Regions from separate parts of the Homo sapiens genome. Here region 1 is linked to region 2. Evidence: read pairs that join two places in POLR2A ChIA-PET (ENCODE). Cell type or tissue: CD4-positive, alpha-beta T cell. All regions are shown on one strand.

Region 1 (4,000 bases), 150 kb before region 2:
TCTATCTACTGAGTCCAAGCAGCACTTTGACAAGATCCCTCAGTGATCTGCTTGATAATAAAGTTCGAGAAGCACCAGGGTACACAGTGACTGCTGGCTCATCACAGCCCCACACAGGCTCAAATCCGCTTGACATCTTTGAGCTGAGTGTTGCAACTTTTCTCCTGATTTAAGTGACATCCATCCCATTTCTTCACACTTGTCAGAAACCATGTCCCAATTCCTGCATCATCCATGTAATCCTGATGTGCATCCACAATGCCGGGAAGATAAGCGGCTGCCAACAATTTCCGCTGCTTTATCAGAGTCCCAGACATCTGCAACTCAGCTCCTGACATGCTGTTTGCAGCACAGTGGTGAAATCAGCAGGCCCCTCTCCACCCCAGCTCACCTTCCAGCGAAACAAAAAGGTGAGCACAGAGCAATGCTGGAGCCCAACTGGGAGAGGGGCCAGCAGTCCTGTGAATGGGCTTCCGAGAACTTCCTGTTCCCTGCTCACCCTCTTTCCACTTTCTCAGGTGACCAATGACAAATCCAGAGGCAATTCTCAAAGTGAAACTGTGTCTGGGCAGAGGCACTGAGACATTGATGATGAGACTTGGGGAGCAAGACAGAAGGGCTGGTGGGGCTGATTGAGCCCAGACTGCAACATGAGAGGGTCTCAACTCTGAAGCACCCTCTGCCACCACTGGGAAAGAAAAACCACCCCTTCTACTTGGAGGAGCCCAAGCTGAGGACAAGGACTTTACCCCATCGGGAGGATGCACCTATCAGCAAAAGCAGCTGAGAGTTCTAAAGGAAAGGTGGGGGGATATTTGAGAGGCATGCATGCTGTTTCATAAAAGACAGCTTGTACTAGACAAAGCAAAATCAATGGATTAGGCAGAAAACAAGCTTAAAATAAAATTTTTTATAAATGTCCTCAGATTGGTAGCGTGGATATTAAAAACATGAAGCAAGTCCAAGTATACATGAAAAGGAATCAGAGAAAAAGTAGTCTAAAATGATAGTATTTTAAATAGTGAACCCAGGAGATGGTTGGGATGTCAGAATACCAGAGAGACAAGGAGGAGGTTGAAGGTGGAATGAGAAGCTCACTCAGAAGGCACAAGGAAGGGTTAAAGAGAGAAGAATGAGCTGGAAACCTGGATGAGGCAGAACAACCTCTAGACATCCACGTAATAGGAGTCCCACAGGGACAGAGAAAGGTAAACAGAAAGAAGAATTGTTGAAAAATAAGAAAAGACCAAGAAGTTCACAGACTTAGAAAAAAAGTTGTTCTCAGCTGGAAAGGGCTCACAGAGGGCCCAGCTCGAAAGATTAAAATATAGAAAAAAAACCTAAACTTTACCTAGACACATTAGAATTAGACTTAAGATCATCAAAGGAAAGAGAAGATTCTAAAAACTTTCAAAGAGAAAAAGCAGATGCCATGCAAAGATAAAAGAATAAGATTAAAAATATAACTTATGTGTCTTAGTGTCGCTGTTGAGAAATACGATGGTCAAAAGTGGAAGGAAAGAATTTCAACCCCAGAATTGGACATTCAAGCAAGCTGTCATTTAAATGTAGGTAGAATACAAGCAAGGCTTCAGAACCTTTGCCATAGAGACCCTCAAGAGTTAGTACTCACCAATCAAAGCCTGGGACCCTCAGATCTTAGTGGATGAAGAGCAAACATTTAAAAGTAAAATAGAGAAAAAGAAAACTTTGTGTTTCTGGCAATAGAGCAGTCTAGAAATCCTTAAAAGCTCTTTCACTAAAAAAGACCTAGCAATGTTGAATAAATTACAACAAACATGACTAAATGAAAAGCTGAGCTCACAAGAATTAAAGGAAACTTGGGAGTCAGGAAAAGAAACAGCAGGTAAAATTAGAGTGGTAGGTGAGGGTGGAGTAATAGCTGCCCTTGGGACATTCACCAACACCGGGGATGCAGGCTTGTTGGTTTTAACAAATGCATGGGGCATTAAGCAAGACCTTGGCCTCTTAGAGACGAAAGTTTGAAGCTGAGCCCTTCTATATAAGGTTAGTCCCTCTCAGTTCTACCTTCTCAAAGACAGGGGTGGCTATGGGAAAAAAATCTACCTGTGGCAAGTTGGGGGCCAGAAGGAAAGCTGCATTATCAGCTTTGCCTGAGAATATGTGATCCCTGCCTGGCCCTCATGGCTCTGGACTTAGGGTTTGAATTTGTACTTGCTGCAGAGATGAGCAAGTATCATAGATGAGCTATATCATAGCAGAGTGACTGACAGCATGTTTGTGGCTGCCCTGTCATAAACAATGTGAGTGACTTTGGTCAAGGTGCATAACTGCCTTTTTCTGCATTCTTCATCTTTAAAAGGAGAATGCAACTTTTACTGTGTGTGACATGTATAAAGTGCTATGTAATTTTTTTGTTGAGGAGAACACTGGATGAGGTCCTGGGTTTTAGTGCTTCCAGGTACAAGGCAAAAGTAAACACAAATCCTCTCTAGAGGAATGCAACTCAACACAGATTCCTAAAGATTCCCACAAGATAGGATCAATCAAACCTAAGTTCACAATTGAAAATTGCAAAACACATGAAGGAACTGGCTACTGTGCATTAGAATCAGCAGAAACAACATTCACAATAATGAGCCACACAAAGGCCTCATGCATTTGAATTATCATGTATGAAATATAAATCATATGTGCTTAAAATAAAATAAATGATTTGAAGATGGAGAAAATGACTACGCAAAGTGATGATGACTGAAATTTTTACAGAGCAAATTTAAAAACTTAGTTCCCAGACTCAAAGAATACTGTGAATCTGAAGCAGCAGGAAATGAAATGAAATCCACAACTAAAGGCTTTATATCGAAAACAAAGAACATGAAAATCCTAAAATTGACTAGGGAGAAGGAAACTGATTATCAGAAAAACAAAATAGAAACAAAACAAAACAAAAAACGCTAATCATGTCAATTGTAGGTTTTATAACAGAAAAAAATGGAAGCCAGAAAAGAGTGGGATAATATTTTTAGATTGTTCTCACCCTAATATTGTCATTCACAAACACAGGGTGCTTTCATGTATATGTGAAATAAAGACATTTTCTGACAAATGATGAGGGCTATGACTGCATGTTTTTATACTCACGGAATGACCCAGGAGCGAGAGAAAATGTGGCAATTGTTGGATGGTGCCCTTGAGCGTGTGGGAGGGGGAAGGAGTTGGCACAGGTGCAGGGATTAGCTTTGGGGAGACAAGAACAGATGAATCTTAACGGGAGAGAAGACAGAGGCTCTGACGTAGTAAACGTGAGGGTGGGTACAGAACGGATTTCATTTCAAGGGTTTCCGGTTTCTCCATGAAGTTGGAAGGAGCTCATTATCAGGGAGGGAGCATTTTGGAGGAGGGCTTCGAGGTTTAAAGCCAGAGGAGAAGGTGTGTCAAGGTCTTTTGGGAAAGTCGGGGAGTGGACGGAAGGGATTCATAGTGGGAGGCCCTGGCCCCACCAAAGACCCTTTCAGGATGTTGGCTGCCCACATACAGAAAGACTAGCAATAGGGATCTGTGTTTTCCTCCCACTGTGCTCAGTTCCCCGGGGACAGATGTGGAGCAGCGGGAGAGTAGGGATTAGTCCAACGCGGACTCTGCAGGGCGAGTGAAAACAAGAGCACTGTGTGTTTTCAGACACTCACATATCCGCAGACAGACATAAAATCCATTAGAGCCGGTGCCTGCAGGCGTGCACATGGGACTGAGGGAGAGTGATAAGAGGAAAATACTAAACTGAGGTAAAATAAAACAAGAGAGGTAACTTGCAAGGGACAATAATGGCAGTGTGCTGGGAGCTGAAGCATGTAATTGCCCAGCTGTGTGCACCTGAGGTCCAAAATCAGGAGCAAGGAGAAAAAATAGCACCCATTTATTTGTCTTTTGAATAAATTGGAAAAGATAAAACCCCAACTATTTTTGTTCATGAGCCTTTCTTTGTCCATAGAAATATCAGCAAGAATAGCTGGAAAAC
Region 2 (4,000 bases):
TATGGTGTGTGTGTGTGTGTGTGTGTGTGTGTGTGTATGGTATGTGTGTGTGGTGTGTGTGTGGTATGTGAGTGTGGTGTGGTGTTTGTGTAGTGTGTGGTGTGTATGTGGTGTGTGTGGTGTGTGGTGGGTGTATAGTGTGTGGTGTCTATGTGGTGTCTGTGTGGTGTGTGTGGGTGTGTGTGTGTAGTGTGTGGTGTGTGTATGTGTGGTGTGTGTGGTGTGTGTGTATGTGGTGTGTGTGTGTAGTGTGTGTATGTGGTGTGTGTGGTGTATGTGTGTCTGTGTGCATTTCTCTATGTCTGTGTATGTGTGTCTGTGTGTGTCTATGTCTGTGTGTGCCTGTATCTGTGTGTCTCTGTGTGTGTCTATGTCTGTGTGTATGTCTCTGTCTTGTCCCCATGTGTCTGTGTGTGCCTGTGTGTATCTGTGTGTCTCTATGTGTGTGTCTGTGTCTGTGTGTATGTCTCTGTGTCTTGTCTCAGTTGTGCCTGTGTGTGTGTCTGTGTGTGTCTCTGTGTCTTCTCTGTGTGTATCTCTGTGTCTGTGTGTCTGTCTCTATGTGTCTGTGTCTCTTGTGTCTGTCTCTATGTGTATCACTGCGTGTGTGTCTCTGTGTCTGTGTCTCTTTGTGTGTCTGTCTCTATGTCTGTGTGTGTGTCTGCCTGTGTGTCTGTCCCTGCATGTGTATGTGTATCTCTGTGTCTGTGTGTGTGTGTCTGTGTGTGTGTCTGTGTGTGTCTTTGTGTCTGTCTCTATGTCTGTGTGTGTGTCTCTATGTGTTTATCTTTGTGTATTTGTGTGTGTCTCTGTGTGTCTGTCTGTCTCTGTGTCTGTGTGTATGTCTCTGTTTCTTGTCTCTGTTTGTATCTCTGTGTGTGTCTCTGTGTCACTTTAACTTGATTATATCTGCAATTTCCAAATAAGTTGCCATGCACCGGTACTGGCAGTTAGGACTTCAATGCACCCATAACAGACTCAAATCCGAGTGCTAGGAGTTTGGAAATAAATTCTAACACATTCTGCTCTTGGAAACTCACAAAGCTCACAGGGCTCTGGGAAGTTCTAAGTCCTGCTCAATTTCGTTTTCTCCAGAGAACCCCCAAACATGTCGGTAGTTTGGTCCTTCTTCCCGTGACACCCCTGGATCCCCGGAAGAGCTCAAGGCACCCGATGTGCTGGTGCCCTTGACTCTATGGAAGGAGAGGAGCGAGGCTTCGGAGGCCAGGAGGGTTCTTGGAACAAGGAAAAGACAGGAACGTGGATATTTAGGCACAGACATGCGGAGGACTCCCCTCCCTTCCTCAGCCAGGAGCCTAAAACACTTGTTCTGCTCACTCTCTCTTTGCCAGAGAAGCTCTGAAGCCAACGGCTTTGGTCAACAACCCAGCCACGGCCACTTTGGGATTTTTGCTGATAAATCCAGCACTTCTAGGAAACCAGCAAACTCCTAAGGAAAATACAGAAGCCCAGAGCCAGCTTCCCCGGCCTGGCTAAATGGTTCTCCCAAAATGGAGTCTTTTCTGATGGCACTTCCTCACAAGTTGGGCAATCCGTCATTTCTTTGCTGTGATCTCACCTGTGAATGCTCCCTGGAGCCCATTTCTGCAGATCCACAGATCAACAGATGGACCAGCACCTCCAGTGCGGCACTGGCTCCTTGGAAGATTTACTGGAGCTCCAGGAGGAGAGCCATCAAGCCAAAGAATTACCCACTGAGTTAGTAAGATGGCTTCTTAAAGAGAGGTGTCTGTTTAATGCATCTTCCCCCAATGCATTCCATCCCGTCCTTGCAGAACGGATTAGTGTTTCTCGGCGATCCTACAGGCTCCCCAGGGACAGGCTTCAAGGGAATGGAGGAAGGATCGCTCCCTTCTCCTGGTCATCAGTCTGCACCTTCAGCTGAGGAGGCTGGCGTCATCCTGCAGGCATGGGGAGGACATGTAAGGAGGGGAAGTGATGATTAGAGGAGGTGGCTGCTCATTCCCTTGAATCATGCTGTAAGCCTTCTAAAGCAATTTTCTTAAGTTTGGTGTAAAATTTTGATGGAAAAATACCTGCTCCCTGGTATTTTTCTTCTCAACTCTCTCTCAAGAACTTTCTAGTTATTTCCAAAGCCAATGCCTTTCAGACATAGAGAAGATAGTCTCTCGGTAGAAGCTGTTTTTTTATTACCTGCTATTTCAGATATTTTTCCCTTCTCTCTTGCTTTGCCTCAAAGACAGGAAATGGGTTTTGTTGTTGGGTGGGGTTTTTGGTTTGGTTTTTTTAAACCCATCTTTTTACAATGTAGCTTTCATCTGTGACTCATATCTTGTGGCCAAAAAGGTGGCTAAAGGAATGAAGAGTACTTCTTTTCAAAGAAAAGGAAATTAAAATGAACTACAGACTGGAAGAGCGGTGTGTACGGTCTAGAATCCCCAGAGCGGCAGGGAGAGGACATGCTGGCATTGCCAACCAGCACACGCGTGAAGTCCTCGCTGTCCCCTGGCCCACAGGATGTGGGGGCTGCGAACAAAGTGTTTGTGAAAAGGGACCCTCCACCCTCTTCAGCATGCAGATGTGTTCACAAAGAGCTCCGTTCCTAACCGTCACCCACCAGGCACAGATCGTGTGTAACAGCTCCCGAACTTACTGTCAATTGAATAAAAGACCACTATTTTAGGAAATGTCAGTATTTCTCCAAAAAATAAATAAAAGCCCCTTGTTGTGAGCAGCTCTGATTTCAGGCAATCTGACTGGCAAACCGGTGCTTCGGGACACACAGAGCTAGTTCCTTTAATGGCCCAGTCACGCACACCCAGAATTCTGAGTTGGCTGAATGGGATCAGTCATCCCTGGACGCCATGTGGAAGTTGGGTCTGTGGAGCTCATGCTCGTTGGCTCACAAGTTCACTGCATGGATGCCTTGGTCAGGATGAACTTGGAGGCTTGGTGGCTCTGAACTGAGGAGGGACCCTGGGTTCCTCTCTGCTGCAATTCTAGTATGGATAATGGTGATGAGAACATGGCAAGCATGGGGAAATGGTGGCTGCTCACACCTGCCAGTGTAGGGACTGCCTTGGGCTCACTGTCCAGGGTTACAGATTCCCCCACTTCCACTGGGTCAAGCCAGTCCAGCCTGAAGACCCTACTGGAGCCCAACACTTTAACCTGAAGTTGGGACATGGTGACAACCCTGGTGGCCCCTCCTTGGGGTGGGATGAGACCTATTTCCTGCCCCGCCCCCCGCTGGGTTAGAGGATCCCCCACAGCCACAGCCCTGCCTCCGCACTGTGCTCTGGCTACGATGTCCCAGCGAATGTCCTGCTCAACTCCAGAAATCCCCAGGGAATGACGAAGGCTCCTGGACACAGAGGCTTTGTCTGGAGCTGTCACCCTTTGGGTGTGGTGGGGGTAGCCAGACATTACTAAGCATCTAGGAAAAGGCAATCATCTAAAATCAGAAAAGAACCCCTCTTTTCAGAAGTCAAAATTTTTGCAAGCCAGGACTGTATTTCCCAAAAGCACAATTCAACAAATGGTTTGATATCAACTCTTATGTATATCAGCAACTCCAGAAAATAGGTCTTGGACCCTCAGTTGCAGATCTCTGAGTGTGTGCTAATTTTGGTGGGGGTTGGTAACATGATAGATCCTGAAGTTGAAATTACTCCAGATCACTTGGGGTCCAGAGCCAGGGAGCTAGGTCTTTCACTCCCGTCTCTCAGTGAAGCATTTGCAGTGGGTTCCTCTGCTCATGTCTTAAATGTGCAAGAATCAGACATATGGGAATGACTCAGCTCAGCCCCGACCCCAAGCACCTGAGGCCCGGCAGCTGCCCTGGAGGAGTGATTCTGTGATTAGCAGAAGAAAGCTGATGTGCCGCTTCTGGCTGTGGGTGACTATGCTGGGCTCAGGCAATTGTAGACAGCTGGAAGAAAATATGTTTCCCTACCCTGGGCAGGAAAGACTCTGGAAGCCTCCTTGCAGGGACGCCGCAGCCGTGTGTTGGTTCTGA

The links. ChIA-PET counts read pairs that join two places held together with the same protein. Peaks named below come from ENCODE experiments on the same cell type or tissue, not always from the same donor. Only the 100,000 strongest peaks of a DNase experiment are listed, where the experiment ranks them.
Region 1: POLR2A ChIA-PET joins it to region 2 with 5 read pairs; 2 of 35 experiments call an interaction of 5 or more read pairs at or near these places.

What each region holds. Positions count from the first base shown.
Region 1 is chr1:5,235,288-5,239,287 of GRCh38, forward strand. No RefSeq gene overlaps it. Among named protein-coding and RNA genes, the nearest start is that of LINC02782, 140 kb to the left of the region's middle. In CD4-positive, alpha-beta T cell, no CTCF peak of the experiment used is centred here; no DNase peak of the experiment used is centred here.
Region 2 is chr1:5,386,897-5,390,896 of GRCh38, forward strand. No RefSeq gene overlaps it. Among named protein-coding and RNA genes, the nearest start is that of LINC02782, 290 kb to the left of the region's middle. RefSeq lists an enhancer at 1,558-2,757. In CD4-positive, alpha-beta T cell, no CTCF peak of the experiment used is centred here; a DNase peak (open chromatin) is centred at 2,315; H3K4me3 peaks cover 726 bases; H3K27ac peaks cover 2,658 bases.